Linked DNA regions of Homo sapiens: region 1 is linked to region 2. A link is an interaction called in ENCODE POLR2A ChIA-PET data of the cell type or tissue named here. Cell type or tissue: A673. All regions are shown on one strand. Links, peaks and the distances in the headings refer to the core of each region. The heading gives the core; the rest is flanking DNA.

Evidence for each region. ChIA-PET counts read pairs that join two places held together with the same protein. Peaks named below come from ENCODE experiments on the same cell type or tissue, not always from the same donor. Only the 100,000 strongest peaks of a DNase experiment are listed, where the experiment ranks them.
Region 1: POLR2A ChIA-PET joins it to region 2 with 7 read pairs; 2 of 35 experiments call an interaction of 5 or more read pairs at or near these places.

Annotation. Positions count from the first base shown.
Region 1 is chr11:81,017,037-81,027,408 of GRCh38, reverse strand. No RefSeq gene overlaps it. Among named protein-coding and RNA genes, the nearest start is that of LINC02720, 260 kb to the right of the region's middle. In A673, for the core only: no CTCF peak of the experiment used is centred there; DNase peaks (open chromatin) are centred at 3,998, 4,578 and 5,258; H3K4me3 peaks cover 884 bases; H3K27ac peaks cover 3,875 bases.
Region 2 is chr11:80,077,218-80,087,589 of GRCh38, reverse strand. No RefSeq gene overlaps it. Among named protein-coding and RNA genes, the nearest start is that of TENM4, 640 kb to the right of the region's middle. In A673, for the core only: no CTCF peak of the experiment used is centred there; DNase peaks (open chromatin) are centred at 4,239 and 4,969.

The DNA.
Region 1 (10,372 bases), core at 2,106-6,105, 940 kb before region 2:
CTTGATTTTCATTTTTAAGTACTTTAATTTTTCAACTTAACCAAAAAAAACTTTGGAAGTACTTAAATATACTGAGTTAAATTCACAAATATGAAGAATCTCAAGTTCTCTTAAATACAAGCTTAGCAATATTTCTACTAAAAATCACAACTAAATTAATTACTCCGTTATATATGTTTTTGTTTTTGTTTTTTGAGACGGAGTTTCATTCTTGTTGCCCAGGCTGGAGTGCAATGGGGCAATCTCAGTTCACTGCACCCTCTGCCTCCCGGGTTCAAGCAGTTCTTCTGCCTCAGCTTCCTGAATAGCTGGGATTACAGGTGCCTGCCACCACGGTTGGGCTAGTTTTTTGTATTTTTTAGTAGAGATTTCCCGACCTAGTGATCTGCCCGCCTCGGCCTCCCAAAGTGCTGGGATTACAGGCATGAGCCAACATTTGTTTTTAAAGAAGGATGTAAACTCACTGAAATGACAATTCAAATTCTTGGTAGAAGTCTAAATCTCTACTTACATCATAGTCTTGAGACTTAGCATATATAAAATCTTTGTAAATGCTAGAATTATTATCTATGTTGTGTTAGTATCATTTAACACAATGCTTGACATATGGCAAATACCTGGTTACATTTATGTCATGTGAATTAATAAATGGATTAATATAATTGGCATAGTCTATTTAATATCTATATTATAACCAAATATGCCGATCATTTAATATATGTGAATTTTTAAAATGAATGTGAGATGATTTTTAGTTTAGTTTTGGTTTTAGCATCTATTTAATTCAGAAAGCAATAAGACTTTGGGTATATTTTTCAAGAATTAATGGTTAGTCAATGAGGACTAATAACTGGGAACTTCTTGTGCACTCAACTCCTTCCTCTGATCATTAATCCTGCAGGGATTCTTTATGCCTTGATCATTATAGTTTAATAAGAGATGCCTATGTTACAGGAGGAAGCATAAAAAATGAAAGATCACCAGACTTCAACATCTGAGACCCAAACATTCACAAGACTCCATATTAATCAACTCTGGAGAGCAACATCTAAACTCAATGATGAGCAAAGAGAGAGGAGTTGATTGATTCCTTGAAGCAATTCTGCTTTGATAACCCCTTGATGTTGGTTTGACTCATGCTCCTGTCATCATGAAGCCCCCTATTGTGTGAACTAATTGAAACCTCACAAAATGGTGTCACTTGAATAGCATTACTCCTGCCTGATTGTAAGCAACTCTAATTCCCAATGTCAAGATCACATTTCACTTCACAGTTATATGGATCACAACATGAGAGGGATTAATTTCTGGTTGATTACCCTCTGCAGCTATAACATGAAATGCAATTCATAGCAAGTGGGCTCTTCGCATGTTTGCTAATCTGCCACATTGGCAATTGTTTTGAGGATCCTCTGAAGAATTCTAATGAGCATTTAAAAGAAAGTATGCTTATGAAATATAAGCCAATGATGCAAATAATGTTAAAAATGGTATTTTGTGAGATTATATATATTTTTGTGTGCTGTGTGTGTGTGTGTGTGTGTGTGTGTGTGTGTGTTTACAGGATTAATTCAATCAATACTCTTGCAGTTTGCTGAACACAATATTCAGTATATAGTGCATTCAGATAAATCTTTTGGGGGATGTAAAAATTTAAGAAATAAAATTGTGACAAGTGATATCCTAGTGTAAGAAATAGGATGTTGAATAGCAAAGTTCCTTAAAGTATCTAAGAACTCCTGTAACGAGAGGTGATGGTATCGCTGGGGCAATGTCTACAACCAAATTTAGAAAGTTAGAACATTCACAGGATATTATCATAAGATAAAAAATTATCATATTTGGATATTTGAAGGAACTTGCAAGATTCCACCAAATATACACACGTAAGGCTTTTATTTAAAGGCAAAGGATATGTATGGCAATAGATAGTGCAATCAGGTATCATTGGTAGAGAAACATTCTTAAAAGCTTAAGCTTTCTGGGGTCCTTATGTATACATGGAAACCTTTTGTCTACAGAGTGAACCACCAAGAACTGTGCTGTGAAATCTTGGCTTCAAAAGAACTCAAAGTAGAAATTTCTAGTGAGTTTTCCCTCCTGTTGTCACAGAGACCAGCCAGGCTATCTTATCTGTTGTACCATATGAAGCCATCAGTAAACAAACTGACCCTACCCCATCCTTGTGGAATTTCTGATTTTAACAAGAACATGATCAATTACACTGCCCTTTATTTGACCAATTGTCAAAACCACACATCCAGACATTTCAGGAGATAAGCATAGTTTACCCATTTCAGTTGTAAAATAACTCTGTTCTTTAAAAATAGTAGCGGTACTGATAATAATAAGTAGCTGTATGACTTATCTACTGCTACTGTAACAAATTGCTACAGTCTTAATTGGTTAAAAAGCAACACAGATTTATAGTTCTGGAGACTAGAGCTCCAAAATTGTTTCTAAATAACATTTGTAAAAGGCCTAATAGAGTTTGTTCTATCTTACATGCTAAACAAATGAGAACTTTTCATATCATTTTTGGGATCTTCAGAGTACGATATTCAACTATTTAAATTAATATTGTATCTTGTGTGTGTCAACAGTTGAATCTTAACAAAAATTAAGATTCAGTTCCCTTTAAGTTGTCCTGTGTGTTTAATTACAGTATTTTAAAAAATCAATCATTATATTTATAGGAACTCATATATGAGACATCTTTATCTCCCCCACCACACGCATGCACACAAAATATATCTTTCCCTTGGTTAATCCACTTCTACACAATACCAACACAGCTGCTTTAACACTGAGTAATTCAGTAAAACAACTAGAATAATTTGGGTCCAGAAAACATTCACAAGCCATATTGACTTAAGGAATTGTGTGAATATTTAAGTAAGACCCCTGAAAAGTTGGACCTTTGTTAAAGGTAGATAGTCTTCTGTTTTTCATTGAATAGGATTTTGTTTTACACAAAAAGCAATGAGTCAACGTTTTAGAAAACCTATAGAAATTCTTACGATTTTATAAATAAGAATCAGAATATATTCCCCTTTAAGAGGTCCACTATTAATTTTCTCTTGTCCTAATTCCTTTATCATCCTGGAAACATTGTAATTAACATACCTATGGATGTATTTCATCAGCTTTTTATGACTCTGACAAATTTGCTTCTAATAAACTATAGCAAGTATTTATCCAACTATCTACCACTATGTTGTGTCAATCACCAGATTCTTTACATGTTTTTAAACTGAAAAGAAATTTTGTTTATCGTTTGTTTCAAAAATTTAAAAGGGCTCAGCAGGCAATTTGCATATGCCACTAGTTTAACTGAGCAAGGATTAGCAAATTAAATCTTAATTAGCGAATTTTTGCATAATTTTAGGGAAATTATATGCTTTGCGCAGATGACAGGTGGGAGGTAAGACATTTAGCTTGCATTGAATTGAAGTCTTCCTTGACTTTATGAATTTTAATAGAAAAATAACATTTAACAGTTAAAATATGTGTCAAACTGAATAGAGCCTATCTGGAGCCACTAAAATAAGAAATTACTTTTTGAAAGAAAACCAGTGATGAGCATTTAAGTATTCCTAATAATGCACATATAAGAAATATTTTGAAATTGAAAAGGAATTTTTTCCAACAGGTTTTATGGTTTATAGTATGTGTTCTGCCTTATAATATAATAATTAATGGAATGTGAATAATAATTCACAGTTTGCACATATAGTTACAATAAAGTCACAGTATTAAATCTGTATATGGGAGAGTAGGTAGTGCTGTGCCACAGTAATTATAATCGTACCAACTCACATGAGCAGGGGACTTGTGTGGCACACAGCAGTCTTCTGATGCTTTGACCTGATGCCCTCAAGACCAGCTTCACCTTTGTGCTGCTTCCTGTTTCTGGACTCTTTTCTCTCTACTCTCCACACTTAATCTTGTTATCAAATTATCCTTTAAAGTTCCAGCTGAACATCTGTATACAGGAGGACTTTACTTATCCTGCTCTATCTTACCAATGATCTAACTCCCTTCTGTGTCTCCATAGTTCCATGTGTATCTGTTTTTTTCAATCATTTCACTAATCACACTATACTACAATTGCTAATTCACTTCACTCTCCTTACAAGACCCTTGAAAGCAAGAACTATATTTGATCCACCTTTGCACCTTTTCAACAGGGATTTGTTGAATAAATTAAGAAAGGAACCTTTACTGTCATATTTTAACCACCTAATTTCAGTTTATTTCAGTCGTTTTATTGAAAATTATTCTCAAAATCATTTTTGAAAGAAAGCTATGAGTTTAATATTTTATTATAAGGACAAGTTTCCGTGACTTAACATTGCATTGTTTATTCTAGGCATACTCATGTAAGTCATGACATGCTTTAATGACTTCTGTATTCCAGTAGACACTAAAGGTCAATGAAAGCAGAAACTTTTCTCTGGTAGCTGCTCTATCCTCAAAGCCAAGAACATAGCCTAGAATGTAGCAGGTAGGTAATCAGTAAATAATTTTTGAATAAATAAAGGAATTATTTAATGAAATATAAAAGCCAAGAAAAGACAGGAAGAAAAACAGGAAGGAAGAAAGGAAGGAAGGAAGGGAGGGAGGGAGGAAGTGAAGCATTACCGAACTTATAAAGGGCAGACCATTGCTTGATTTATTACCTAACAGGATGTTCAAGAATGACAGGCACATGTTATATATATTTTTGTTAAGCAAATAAATGAATGAATAATATCGAATACGATAATATGGATTACAATTTAGTTCAGGCATTTGAAATGATTTTTATGGATGTAGTTTTAAAAATCAGTTTTATGAATTTCTGCTTCAAGTACTTGTAATATTTCATAGTAAGATCTAATACTTATCCTGACTCCCACATTTTCTCTTTAGTTTTTCAATTTCTGCTTATAATTTTATTCTAATAGTTAATTCTGTAAAGGACACTACACGTTTTATTTCTGTAATAGATATTTGTATTGTATATGTTATTCAGACATTTTATTTTTGCTAAATATTTCTTTCTACTGTCATGTTTGGTAAGTTTGCAGTTATTTCCATGTGTTTGCCTCTAACTGTGCATAAATAGTTTTGCCTTTTTTCCCCTTGATGAAAGCAAACAAACCTTATTGCTTCTGGTATGGAATATGAATTTAATTTAAATTAAATAAGGAAATAGCCTTGATATGTTGGTTTTAAAAATGCATGTCAACATTTGGCATTTGGATATTCTATGTAAATGCAAGCTTTTAACAGAATTTCAATTGAACAAATTATAGTTTTGACTGTAATTTATGGGAACTATTTAAATATCTACAACTTATAGCCAGTGTTTCCTAAATTATTCATGAATTACTAATTACCCTCTTTCAGCCACAGGAGATGCAAATACATTTTCACAGAGAAGAAATACTAAAAACTCCAAGGGCCATTTGGTTAAAAATAAATAATGACATTGAATGCTTTACTAACAGAAGGCGGCACCACTTTACATTGACCTGCTAATTTTTGATGAAACTATCCTTGTTTAATGAAAACTGGAAATTTTAAGAAAATAACCTTGGAATGCACAACTGGCCTTACATGAAGGCAGAATATGTGGTCATCTTCGTGAAAAGCAGCTCAGCACAAAAAACTTGAGTTTGATACCAAGCCCATTTGGATTTGATTCCTGCTTCCTGCTTCACCCCTGACCCTGATTAATCCTAGGACCTTGGGCAAGTTGCTTAAATTCTAATTTAATGTTTTTTGTTTTTTGTTTTGAGACATAGTCTCACTCTCTTGCCCAGGCTGGAGTGCAGTGGCACCATCTCGGCTCACTGCAACCTCTGCCTCCTGGGTTCAAGCAATTCTCCTGTCTCAGCCTCCCAACTAGCTGGCTTTACAGGCATCCACCACCACACCTGGCTATTTTTTTTTTTGGACTTTTAGTAGAGATGAGGTTTCATCATGTTGGCCAGGCTGGTCTCCAACTCTTGGCCTCAAGTGATCCTTATCAGCCTCCCAAAGTGCTGGGATTACAGGCATGAGCCAGTGCACCTGGCTTAAATTCTATAAGCCTCAGTTTCTTCATCTGTAAAAGTAATATAATAATACCTACATCAAAATGTTCATAAGTTTAAGGAAATAATGTTGGAACATGGGTTCAGTGCCTGATATGTAATCTATTGTTTTAATGATGATAATTATATTCATGAGGAAGGTCTGATTTGGACTTAGTGAGAAAAAGTCGGATGGCCAAACACAGCATTTCCCCTGATACCATAGTAACTAATATTAGATTTTACATAGTCACAAGAATTAATTGTGACAATGCTAATTTACCTAGAGGAAGAAAGATATAAAATTGCAAAACTATAGCATTTTAGCATGTTACTTCCCTATTAAATATTGAAAATATGGAAAAATACAGGATTTAAAATCAAAAGATCTGGACTTGTGAATGGGCTCTACTTAATAACTTGATAACTTTAAGATTATTAGGTGAACATAGTAAGAAAATATGCCTCATAATGCTTTCATCATTCCAACAAACGTGTATTGAGTCTCTATTACCAAATCTGTGACTCCTTTCCTTATGGCGTATAATATCTGTAAGGGAGATATTAATAAAAAATAATTTACCAAACATAATACTTACAAGGGTAGAAAACAAATTGTAAGCTAAAAATGGGTCAATAAATGGAAAAAATTATTTTATCTTGAATTTAATTATAGATTCTCAGAGGAGGCAACTAATGCTTGATCAAGGACTTAAAACAAATGGAAAGATATGTCACATTTTAAAATATAATGACTAAACATAAGCATAACCACTCTCCCGAAGTTGATTCATAAATGTATTGTGAAACCTTCACCAAATCACTTTATTAATCAATTTACCTATTGCTATATGACCCCCCAAACCAGACTTATTCTAAAATTTATATGAAAAATAATATTAAGAAAAACTCTAGAAAGAAAAAAGCAATAAAGAATTAACCCTACTAGATATTAAGACATATTATATAAAATCTTATTTATCAAAAGAATTGCATATTGGCACAAAAATAGACAGATCAATGGACAAATTTAAGTACAGAAAGAGATACAAATATATGTGGTGAAGATAGCATCTCAAGTCAAATGGAAAAATGAACTTTTAAATAAATGCAGTTGGACAATTGGGTAGCCTTTTAGAAACGGCTAAAGTTGGATCCATCCCTAATATTGAGAACCAAGGAAAATCCAAATGAATGAAAAATTTAAATATGAACACAAAATCTTATAAATATTAGAAGGAAAAAAAAGGCTAATTCCTATATAATTCTGTAGTAAGGAACATTTTTCTGTCTTTTAAAATCAGGAATCCATAAACGAATGATAAGATAAAAATGCCATAGTCAAAGTCAAATAAAAACCAGGGAAAGATATATTACTCAAAGTATAGATTAAGTGGTAATTTTCATTATAGATGAAAAACAGGAAATTATAGAAATTCACAAAAGACAATTGAAAAATATCTAAAACTATAAATAATGTACAGAAAAATATATAAATGGCTTATAATCATGGAAAATGATGCTAAACGTAAATGATTATCCGAAAAATTAAAGTTGAAACCATACTGAGATGACACAACTATGAAAGTCGCAAAAACACAAAAGTTGAGCAATACAATCTATTGATGAGACTGTGGGAAAACTAGTACTCTGGAAACATGGCCAGTAGGAGCACAAAATGGTACAGCATGCAGAGTAATTGTAGATATCTACTAAAAATACGACTGCATTTACCTGTATACATGATAATCCAACCTCTGTGAATTTACCTTAGTGACACACTTGCATGTACATGAAATAACGTACATATAAGTTGTTAATTTCAGCATTTTAAAACTAATCAGTTAAACATACAATGGTCTAATCACTCTAAAATATTTTGTGATAAAAAAGAATAAGAAAGCTCTCCTTGAACTGACATGAAACATTTTCCAGGATTTACTGTTGAACTAAGAGAAAGGAAGAAAGAGGGGAACAATGAGAGAAAGAGGGAGAGGAAGAAGGAAGGAGGGGAGCAAGGAACAAATGCTGTATGTAGTATTGATTTAGTCTATTTTGTGCTACTATATCAGGGTACCACAGACTGGATAATTTATAATGAATGAAACCTTTTTTCTCACAGTTGTGGAGTCTGGGAAGTCCAAGATCAAGGTGCAGGCATCTGGTGAGGGCCTTCTTGCCACATCATTACATGGCAGAAGGGCAGAGGCAAAAAAGGGCCAAACTTACCCTTTTGTAATAACAGTAACCCTACCCATGAGGGTGGAGCCTTCACAACCTATTCACCTCTCAAATGTCCCACTTCTTAATACTGTTACAATGGCAATTAAATATCAACATGAAATTTGAAAGGGGCAAGCACTCAAATCATAGCAGGTATGATGTCTTTTATATAAGAAAAAAATGTGAGAATAAATATTCATATTTACTTCTATCTACCTAAACTTTTTAAATGAAAGGATACACAGGACACTAATTAAAATGGTTATCTGTGGAAGCAAATGGAATGGGGTCAACAGAAATAGGTGTGGGAGTATGTGGTCTCAATATAGCAATTATGCAATCATTTTGTTTGCCCCCAACTCTATTTGTATAACATTTCAAATCTTCCAAAAAGTTGAAATAATAGTAGAATAAACACCTGTATATTTATTATTTAGATTCGCTAGTTGTTAACATTTTGCCACATTTGCTCGTGGGACAGATGGAGGAGCTCTTCAATGTGTCCTTTCCATGTAAAAGAAGTTTGTCCAGAGAGGTCCTCTTTATCACTTCGTTCCTTCCTTAATCCCTTTCTTCAACAAATAATTATTAAGCTGGTAGAATGGGTGAAGAACTGTTCTAAGTGAGATGCCTTTGTAATCACTAGTGAACGCATCTGATCAAAATCTCTGTATTTGCCATGCCTTTTCTTCATAGATATCTTAAGGGGATGAGGCCCATAATCACAGGAAATCTTATTTTTTCTCATGTATTTTAGGTCTTGAATTTTTCCCCTGAGACAACTATCCCAGTTGGAAAAATAATGCGAAAGGGAAATGTGACTATTCTTTGTTGTTGTTGATACCCAATTCTTCAAAGCTACATTAGATGATCCCAATGAATGCAGCCAGCAAGAAATTTAATAATCTTCTGAAATCCATGATGCAAACAGAGCCATTTTCTTCAGGTAGAGAACAGAAGCTTCCTTTGTAGAGAGTTGCTGTGTGGACAAATGCAGCTGCAGTTTCCTGCCATGCTCTTCAGATCTACATAACTCATATGATCATTTAAATGTATGAAGATGACAGCTCTCCTAATAGTACAGTTTATGGAAGGCATCTTTCTAGGTGAAATTCGAGTGGTAAATCTTAATAGGAATTTCTAGATAACTTGCAAGACAACCTTCTAACCCACAGAATAAAGCTGTGTTTCTTGTACTTGCTTGGGTTTTAAAATATCTCCTTGGGAGTTGGTTAATATATTGATTTTTTTTTGGCATCAGCAAACTCTAATTGGGTCTAGGAGTGAGGAGGCACTGTAGTGAGGTTTGCAGAGTCACTAGAGAGTTAGAAGTATGAGATTGCATGATCACTAGAATATAGGAATATATACATGGGATGTAGGAAGAAGGACCCTAGAGAAAGCTAAGTGATTGGCTAACGGGGAGGAAATGCGAAGCTTAACAAAGTTTTCAGGAAAGGATGGCCCTTGCTTTATTACACTTCATGTCAGATATCTCAGTATTACTTAAGATGGTCTTGATCACTGTACACTGATATAGTAGTCAAAAACTTCAAGCTTTATTGGCTGGTGGTGTGTCTTCCTCTTTTTCTCCCTTCATTGCTTATTTCCCTTTTTTTTTCCTCCAGTACTTTTAGAGAACTGTAGTCATCATTATTACCTGTATTGCTCTATCACTATTCAGTTGTCATAATTAGAAGCTGTCACAATTATCAGTAGGTCATAACAGGTGTTGAGGACTCTCCTATAATGAGATCTTGTATCACTGTGATGTAGAGAGACCAAAGCCCAGGCTTTGTGACTTGATTCTATGGATTATCCAGGATTAGAAGGAAGTTCTTGCATACACTTTGGTTACTACAGTTCTAGGAATAGTAGAGCTCTTAGTTCTTTTAGAATTCTCAGAGTAATAGTACTGGTCTCTGGTCTCACTTAGTCATCTTTTTTGTCTAAAATTTTAGGTAGCTAAAGCAGACATTTTTAAATTGCTTTTTTCATTTTAATATTGTGATTTAATTATACAAACTGCCTCCACCTAACATCAGTGTTTGCTTGACCTTGTCAATATTGAATGGAATTTCACTTCG
Region 2 (10,372 bases), core at 2,476-6,475:
TGCCTTCTATACTCTAATGTCTCAAAGTTATAACTGACTAGATGAAGCTCATGAGGAAAATAACCCATTTGACTTGGCTTATACTTCCAAGAGTGAGCTATTCTCCAAGAAGCCAGAATCTAGCTCAGGAGCCTCTCTCTCAAACAAATGTGAGTTATGCAGCTTCTGTCTGTAGGGCACTGTGCATTTCCTCTCCACTGCTGCACAAGATGCTTCTTAGCCGTAGCTATTGAATTAATCAATCAAATTTCATTTTTATTACACCATTCTGGAAAATCCACTCGTACCCCTTTCCAGTAATACTGAAAAGAAAAATAATCCATACCACTCAATTAAGAATAAAACATATGTCTTCTTGATGATGTCTGAGTGGTGGCAATTCCAGTGGTCATTGTCTCTTGAAGTTACTCAGCATTAAAGCCAAGATAGACTACCAGGGTATACCTGCAAGCAGATAAGTTTCATTACAACCACTAAAAGAAAAAAAAAAGAAATATTTATAAAGTAAGGGGTCTCCAATGACCCAGTATCTATAGCCAGAAGCAATAATAATAACATGCATTTAGTGAGCACTTTCCCTTCTAACTGTTCAAAGAGCTGCACCAACTAATATTTAATTCACCTCCACCACAGCCATCTGATTTATAACTTCTCCAGGGCCCAGGACTTGAGTAAAGAAGATTACTCAGGCAGTCAGCAATGGTCTTGGCTGCTTAAATAGCCAAGGTTATACATTTACTGGCATTACAAGAGAGGAATCCAGAATCTAGAATAAGGGAAGGGATGGATGTTTTTGCTGGTGTAGAATCAGGCTCGTTGTCAAGAGAGGAGTGCCCCAGAAGTAAGAGCTCACCAAGAAGACTCATGGGAGGCATCACCCTGTAATAACCCAGCCATGGGTTGGCATTCTTAGCCTTATGGCTCCATAAACTCCACCTTGTTAATGGCCTGGAGTTGACATAACTCAAGGGAATTGCCTGATCATAACCTAACTCATAATACACAAATTCAAATGAAATCAGACTACCTATCAATGTGTTCATCTAAAATGCACAAATATTTCTTTGAGTGACTAAAGGGCAGTGTTTGCTCACGAGACATCTGTCTGGTTCCCTTGTACCAAAAAACAAACAAAACAAAACAAAAAGCAAAAAACTTGGGAGCTAACATAGTGATTGATGAATATAGAATCAAAGACCACTTTTTTTGTGTTCCTTGAAGGCAATTAGAGACAGTTATTCTCCCTCTTTTCTTCCCTATTTCCTTTTTACTCTCCCTCTATTTTTGTTTCTCATATCTGTGGGTCTTTTGATACAAAATTTTCTCCACCTGTAATACTGCCTTTGCTTACATATGTGTATGTGTGTGCACATGCACGCACACACACACTTGTAAGCACACATATGCACACACATACACACACACACACACTTTGGCCAACACCTATCATTCCTTAAATGTCAGCTTCCTATTAAATAATATCTGAGGCCCTCATACCAGGTTAAGTTCTATTATGTACTCCCACAGCACCACACATTTCTCTCTTTTGTAGCATTTATCATGTGGCATTTTAGTTAACTTTTATTGTCCATGAGATTGTAAGTTCCCTTTGGGCAGAGATGGGTAGCGTCTGGTTCACCATCCTCTCCATAGCACCTAACAAGGTACCTGGCATATCTGATATGTATTGAGCTCTTAACAGCAAGAATACAAATTATAGATAACATATTTAAAGCATTCAGATGTGCCAGGCACTAGCCTAAGAACTTTGCATGTATTATGTAATCTTCACAACTTGCATTTATGTACCATGGTCAGCATTTTCAAAAAAGGAAAATGAAAACTGCAAAGATGAAGTCACTTTCTTAGTTTGGGTACCTCAGAAACAAATTCTGAAAATAGGATTCAAGTGCAAGTAGTTTGAGAGATTTCTCAGGAAACGTCCATGGGGGAGTAGAGGAGTGAGACAGGAAAAGGAAAACAGCCAACAAAGGGTGCTTCATCTAGTCAGATACCACTGTGGGTAACTAGAACTCAATGCCATGGGGAAACGCCAGCAGCCAGCGCAGAACACTTACATGAGAGTTATCCCATCAGAAAAGCAAGGGAGATGGGGTATCTATATACCACCTTCCATCAGTCATTGGCTGAGGTCTGCTAAGAATAGGTTTCGAGGGCATTATTCCCCAGCCCTCCAGCCTGCTGTGTGCATGCAGGCACAACAGGCTCCAGCCATCAGAGAGAGCACTGGAGGAGTTGGAAGGCAGGAGAAGCGCCCTTCTGTAAGAAGAACTAAGACATATAGGAAGATAGCAGCTGCCAAGGTACACACTCAAGTTCCATTTTTAATCAGGGACAACACTGGGATGGGAACCTGAGGCTATTTGACTCCAGAGTATACGTTTTTAATGACTATTTTCATACCTATAAGTTAGGTAAATGAATAAAAAGAAGGAAAAAGGAACAAAGAGAAGAAATAAAGATTATCAGGAAGAATTTTTCATGAGAGCTAAGATTAGCTCTGATGAAGCTTTTCTCTCCCCAAAGAGAAAATGCTTTTCTAGCAACTGGGGTGTTGATGCTTTCTGGGTTCAGTGTCTCTCTTCGTGGGGAGCATTGCACCGCTCTGTCAATTTTCTTTCTCTTTATACTTCCCATGGTAAAGGAACCCCTCTGCTTTGGTGCTCTATGTTCTTCCTGGAGATATGATAATATGCTGATTTGGCTACAGTCAAGTCTTGACCTATCCTGGGAGCCGTGCTGTTTCTATGGTGATTGCCCATATATCAGCTGTCAGCTGTTATTCATTGATTTTCTTGGTCAAAAGCTCAGATTACTGAGGGCACTATTTATGGTTGCCAGAAAGCCCTGTATCCTGCCCATATATTTCTTCTCTTCTATTCTCTTCCTCCCCTCATATTCATCATCTCATTCCATGCAGGCTTCAGAATTAGATTGCAGCCCCAAATTTAGTTAATCTATTTTATTGGTGAGATAATGGTGTCTCTCTCACAATGTGATAGCTGTGTCTTGAGAATAGTCATTTGTTAATTCAGTTCTTGTTAATCAAATCTTTTTGTAAAGCAAATAATCATGTCCTACAGGTCATCGTCTCAGTCACACCACTTAGCCAGTGCTTGTATACCATCTGTACATTTGTTTACTTGTGAAATGAAGCCTATGTCCAGCTCCACACATGTATATTGAGCACCTACTATGTGCCAGTCACTGTGGTTGTGACCAAGATGTGAATAGGATATTTTCCCTGTTTTTAAAGTCTGGTGGGAGAAACACATAAAAATGTGGCCAGGCACGGTGGCTCACGCCTGTAATCCCAGCACTTCGGGAGGCCAAGGCGGGTGGATCGCCTCAGGTCAGGAGTTCAAGACCAGCCTGACCAGCATGGAGAAACCCCATCTCTACTAAAAATACAAAATTAGCTGGGTGTAGTGGTGCATGCCTGTAACCCCAGCTACTCCAGAGGCTGAGGCAGGAGAATTGCTTGAACCTGGGAGGCAGAGGTTGCAGTGAGCCAAGATTGCGCCATTGCACTCCAGCCTGGACAACAAGAGCAAAACCATCTCAAAAAATAAAAATGAAAATAAAATTAAAAAAATAAAAGTGTGATGTCAGTACCTGGTGATATGCAGTATCAAATAGTTAAGCATGAGTCATATAAAAAGGATGTACAAGATAAAACAGCCTAAAGCAAGGAAAGGAAGTCAGAGAGGTTACACAGGGACGTAATATCTGTGGTATTGGGTTGAAAAAACATTCCAGCTTGTAAAAAGCCTAAGGTGTGAGCATGAATATTTCTTTCAGGTAATTTCGAAAGGTCCCATTGGATCAAAAAGTGGAGTGGCAGGTGGGTGTGCTTATCATTCCCCATTTAGACTCCTCTCACTCTCCCTCCACCAGTGTCAGTTCAACCCTGTGCCTTGGGAGGCCCACTTCTCTGAACTGCCTTTGTAACTTGAGCTAATTCCTCATTGAGGAGCCTGGTGAGTTAAACCTGGACTCTTTTGCCAGGTGAGATAACTGAACTTGATTCTACAGGCCGGTTGCTTGTCAAACTGTGTTCCATAAACTACTTAGATTAGAGTGGGGCAATGAATCAGGGAGCAGGGTGCAAGCAAGTGCTAAACTCTGCCTCTGCTGAAGTAGCTGTGCTTACTGGTGCTTTAACATGAAATTTGTGGGGCAGAATTTGCCGAACAAATACCACTGGAAGGAAGGAAGGAAGGAAGGAAGGAAGGAAGGAAGGAAGGAAGGAAGGAAGGAGAGAAGAAGGGAGGGAGGGAGAGAAGGAGGGAGGGAGGGAGAGAAGGAAGGAGGGAGGAAGGAAGGAAAGAAGGAAGGGAGGGAGGGAGGGAAAGAAGGAAGAGAGGGAGGACGGGAGGGAGGGAGGAAGGAAGGAAGGAAGGAAGGAGAAGGGAAGGGAGGAAAAGAGAGAGGGTGGGAGAAAGAAGGATCTCATGGTAATTTGCAGACATAGAATTTGAAAAGTTTGATTCTAGGGAGTAAAATTATCTTGTATGTAATTTAGAAAAAGCCTTCTGGCATAAGAATAGAAAATGAAGTAAAGGAAGTGAAACTGAGAAAGGAAAATCAGTGAGGAGGCTATTGACAGACTTAGAAGAGGTGATGAGCCCTAATCTAGATTTGTATTTGTTTTTATGGAGCGGAAAGATTGGAATCCAGGTACAATTAGGCGTACCGTCAGCAGGATTTAGTGAGGGATTGGATTATGGAAAAATAATAATAACATGCACCCATAGGGTTGTTGGAAAGGTCATATTTATGAATGTGTTTTAAACTGCAGAGAGTAGTGGAAAAATTAATTATGAGTATTATTTCAACTAGATCATATCTCTCTTTATTCCCAGATAGTGTTCTTTCCATGCACTCCTCCTATGATTCATTGTAAATTGAGCTTTTCACTAATTGGATTTGTGGAAAGCAATAGAGAATGCCATTTGGCTACTTCCTCTTTAGGGAGTGTTAATATTCAAATCTCCAGGTCATTATTTAGAATACCCAGTTCCAACAAGGGAAATTTAAAGTTTCATCTCATATTAATCTCTAAAGCAAGCTCTCCTTTGCCTCCAGATGAGCAAATATTTGAACTGGAGAAAGAGGATCTTTTCTGCGACTTACAACAAGTCTTTGACCAAATTATCCAATGGTGGTAGATTCTGATATCCTGAAGGGGCATATAAGAATATTGGCTTATAATCTATGTTATTAATGATAAGGAGCCTGATGATGAAGATGATAATGATAATGACTCTAATAATCATTATATTTACCATATTTTAATACCTATTGTGTGCCAGTAAATAAGCTAAACACTTTCTGTACATTGTTTAATTTAATAATGCTCAATGTTATGATAATTTTACAGTTCAGAAAACTGAGGCTCAAAAATTTTAAGTAACCTAAATTGATTCAGTTGGTAAAATATAGAACAGAGATTTAATCCCAGCCCAGTTTTCCTTGTTCCACATCCCATGCTCCTTGTTCCTAGGCAGGTGAATCAAGTATCAAGGCTTCTCTGTCTCCTTACTCCCCAGTCTTACCAACTGAGGCACCAGCCTTATCTCCAGGCAGAAAGTATTTTCCCTAAACGTTTTGGCCTTGTCCACACTAGAGTGGATTTTCCTGATTGGGGCCATCAATACACTGAGCAGACCTCTCTAAGCAGAGAAAGTGACAGGGCTTTACCCAAGAACAAACAAAATGACATTGTCTGTCACTCTCAGAAATGTAGGTTTAACGTGTCAGACTAGGCTAACTGGGCTGGTGGGAGACTGGGACATCCTACTGGCTTCTTATTAATGGGGATCTCAGAGAAATTTGAATTCTTTCAAAGCAGACACTAAAGCTATTTAACTGTGAGCTGAAACCTATGCACTGACATTGTATCTGGATCTTGGAGAGAATTAAGGATAGAACAAAGCCATTTTCTCATGAAGTTTTCAATTCTCCACCTCTACTTCTGAAGAGGTATATACCTCATCATTGTGTCTAGTTCCCAATTCCAGCCCTTTCCTTTCAGCTGCTTCAGAGTGGAGGCTCTGAATTCATCCTTGCTCAGCCATTTATCTACTAAGTAACCTTCAGTAAATTTCCAACTCCTCTAACCTAGTATTCCCATCTGTACAATGAGAATAATGACCACACCTTAGTAATGGGCATGATAAAATTTTATCCATTCAAGTGAATCAAAATTTTGTTATACACAAAAAACCCTTGGATTAATACTTAACACTTTATGAGAGCTTAATACATATTAGATAATAATATTATAATATATATGCATGTATACACATATAAACATACACACATATATGTATTGTATATGTATATATTTTTAGCTGTTGAAGTAGAAGCAAAACTTAACAGAGAATGCCTCAATTTGGAGTGCTTCCCTTCTATGAGTTCCCTGAGTCTTCATTTTCTCAATTATAAAATGAGAGAGAACAAACACAACTACTTTGATGTGTTCTTGTTATCATTATGTAATATGTATAAAGAGTTTAGCAGATACCTGACATTTAATAAATAAAATTTATTATTCTGAAGAAGGATATGGAGGCTTGTAAAGAGAATCAAAGATGAGTCAAGGGGACAATTTTAGCAAATGTTATTTTTCCCCCTTTTCTAAGAATACTTTTCAGATGTTCTACTTCCTCATATGTAAAATGGGGACAATAATTACTTGCTGATACATATATATTTTATCAGGTAAATATAGATGACTGATATAGATGCAATTTATATAGATGTAGAGACATAAGTATAGCTATATAGACATAACATGGTTAAGTGGCTAGAACAGTGCCCGGTGTACAGTGGCTACTAAATATACCTAAGTTTTCCTTTTTCCTTCTTTCTTCCTCCTGTCCTTCTCACCCATTTTATTTTGCCTAAATTTCTAAGTTCTAGATGACTTTTTACTGTATTATAATGATTCAGGGTGTCATACTTAACCCCTCTGTCCACACTAGACTAATTAGACTCTAAAATCCTTGGAAATAAGATCAATGTCTGGTTCATTTTGTGTCTTTCACAGTACCTACCAGGTACCTGGCAGACAGAAGATATGCTATAGATACATGTTTGCTGTGGTTTGAGTGTTCTTCCCCTCCCAAACTCAGGTTGAAATTTAATAGCCATTGTAACAGCATTGGGAGATAGGACCTTTGGCAGGAGCAGAGCCCTCATGAATGAATTAATGCTGTTATCTAGGGAGTGAGTTCCTTATAAAAGGATGAGTTTGGCCCCCTTTTGTCTCTCTCTCGTCCTCTCCTTACCCTTCCATTATGTGGTGCCTCTTACCATGTTATGATGGAGCAAGAAGGTCCTTGCCAGAAGCCTGCACCTTGATCTTGAACTTCCCAGCCTCCAGAACTGCAAGAAAAAAATTTCTGTTCATTATAAATGATTCAGTCTGTGGTATTCTGTTATAGAAGCACAAAATGGACTAAGACAATGTTGAATATGTGTTGTTTATCAGTAAAGTAAGAAGATAATTCATACTTACAAACTAAAGTGAGTGAGAGAAGGTTTTGAAGAAGGTTGTGAAAACAATTTTTGAATTGAGTGTTAAGAACCAAGTGTATTGTGAATGTTGACAACAATTATAAGATATAGAGTAGAAGGAGATGAGTAACATACTGATTGTCTACTGTATTTTAGGTTCTCTGCTACCCATTTTGACATACAATTACTTAGTCAACTAATCAACTTTATGACCTGGGCCATAACATTTTTCTTTCCCTCTAATGTAAGCCATACTAACTCACCACTACAACATTTTTGTACAGTTCCCTTTATATGTCCCTTATTTATGTCTATATGCCGTTTAGTATATACAGGTAATTATAGAATGGAAAAGGGATCTACAGTCCTACCAGACTATAATCCAGTGTCTCTGGTCATTTTCTTTTGTAAAGTCTTTGAAGAATCTGATGTATACAAAGAGTTTAAGAAAATACAGTCGTGTGTTGCTTAACAAAGGGATACATTCTGAGAAATGCATGAGAAAATTTCATTATTGTGTGAACATTATATAGTGTGCTTATACAAACCTAGTTGATATAGCGTACTACTACCTAAGCTATATAATATAGCCTATTCCTCCTACGCTATAAAACTGTAAGCATGTTACCATACTAAATCCCATAGGTAATTATAATATGATGCTAAATATTTGTGTATCTAAACATAACTAAACATAGAAAAAGTACAGTTAATATATGATATTATAAGCTTATGAGACCACCCTTGTATATTTGGTTTGTCATTGACCAAAATGTTGTTGTGTGGTGCATGACTGAAATTGTTGAAATAAGTACTGATGTAACTTTGAGGGGACAGTCCAGCCAGGGTCAAAGACTGAGCAAAGGAATTATTTTGTGCCTCTCACCTTGAACTTGGTTGTGAAGACAGAAAATGTTTATAAGACTTAGGGATAAGGGGCTTTGGAAAATTATCTGGAGATGGTGGGAAGGTTCTGGGTTCTTAATTTCAATTTTTCTGTGTTCTTCCTCCTCCTACACACAATCTCCCAACACTCCACACCCTCTCAAAAGGATGTAGATATATATAGATATATATATTTTTTTTGTTTGTCTCCCTCAAAATAGCCTTGATTTATTTAGACATACTATGAAACCACGAAATAGCCTTGGCTCCAGTATGTTATGTAATACATTTTCATAGTCAAGCACTAACTAGTAATTATGATAATAACTTATATATACTGAGTGCTTCATATGTGCCAGGCACTCCACTGTGGACTCCCACGTTGTTTAGGTCTTTTAACAACCAATGATTTATGTACAATTATTATCCCCATCTTACAGATGAGGAAATTGTTGGTTAGTAAAATGAAGAAACCTGCCGAAAGATAACTTCAAACAGCAGGTTTGGGATTTGAACACAAGCACTTTGACTCCAGAAACCATGTAATTACCCCTTCTTTATACCTTTTTGCTGTAGAATTATTCCAATCACCGAAACATTCACATTACTGTTATTGAGAACTGTAGGAGGCCAAGTGTTGCGTTATACAAAGAAAATGCAGGCATTAAAAGAAACAACCTATATCCTGAAGACTTGTAGAGTTTTAGAGCTACATGATGGTTGTTCTTTCGTTCCTCCATTGGATCCTTCAACATTTTTGAACATCTATTATTTTAAAGGCCTTGAGCTGGGTGCCAGGGATATAAAGATGAAAGAACAGAATTCATATCTTGATGAGCTCCTAATCTAGTACAAGGAAGGGAGTTACAATGCATGGAACAAATAGAATGCAGGAACCAGCATGGCCGCATCTCCAGCCCCAGTCCACCCCATGGGGACATGGCAAACTTGTCTTTCTGAGGTCAGATACAGCTTCAGAAATCTTTCAACACGAAGCTCCAGTTGATATAGTGTACTACTACCTAAGCTATATAATATAGCCTATTCCTCCTAGGCTATAAAACTGTAAGCATGTTACCATACTAAATCCCACTAATTAATTGGATTCAGTATTTGAAATGGAACCTGTTTGCTACTATAATCTAGTAAAATGGCAGACATGGAGGCATATATGAGTGAGTGGGTACTCAAGGGGATCATAGAGTTCCAGGGTCAGTCCTTAAAGAGTATCCAATCCAACCATCTCACTTTTCAAATGGGCAAAAGTAAAGTCCAGAAACAGGTAGCAAAAGAGAATTAGGTCAAGAACTCTGGTTCCCCATGCCCTTTCCTCCACATCACAGTTCTCTCTTGCTGAAATATCCTCTACAGTGAAGTGGGCTTCTGATGGAGTCAAAGAAAATGAGCCTGCACTGATGTCTGCAAATATCTGCAAAACCTTCCTGGGGGTGAGGAGGCCGATTGAGCTTGGGGTGAGAAGGCCTTTGGGGCTGCTTCCTAGAGCCTGGTGCTGATCTGCTGATTTTTATGCCATTTCTTTTAATTAACATGTAAAAAAGACAGCTCTGTCAGCTTGTGCCAAGTCTTTTGCGTCTTCAGCTTGGCGCACTGGGGCATGAACCTGAGATATCGGTGAGTGAAAGTTCACAATGCTAAAATGGGAAGTATTAATGAGTGGAACCACCATGCATGCACTTACCACGATCAATTTTCCACTTAGACAGCTTTTGTCCAGTTGCAGTAACTACTAACCGATCTATAATCCCTAATGGATTAAAGTGGAAAGGTCAGGAATCATAAAATCATCCATTTCCCACTCATTAATTATTCGAGTGTGGGCTCCTGGACCTGCCCCAGGCTGCATCACAGTGAGAACTTATTTATAACGAGGTTACAAGGAGATCAAACAGCCCAGACTATGTAGAAATATGGATTTGCATGT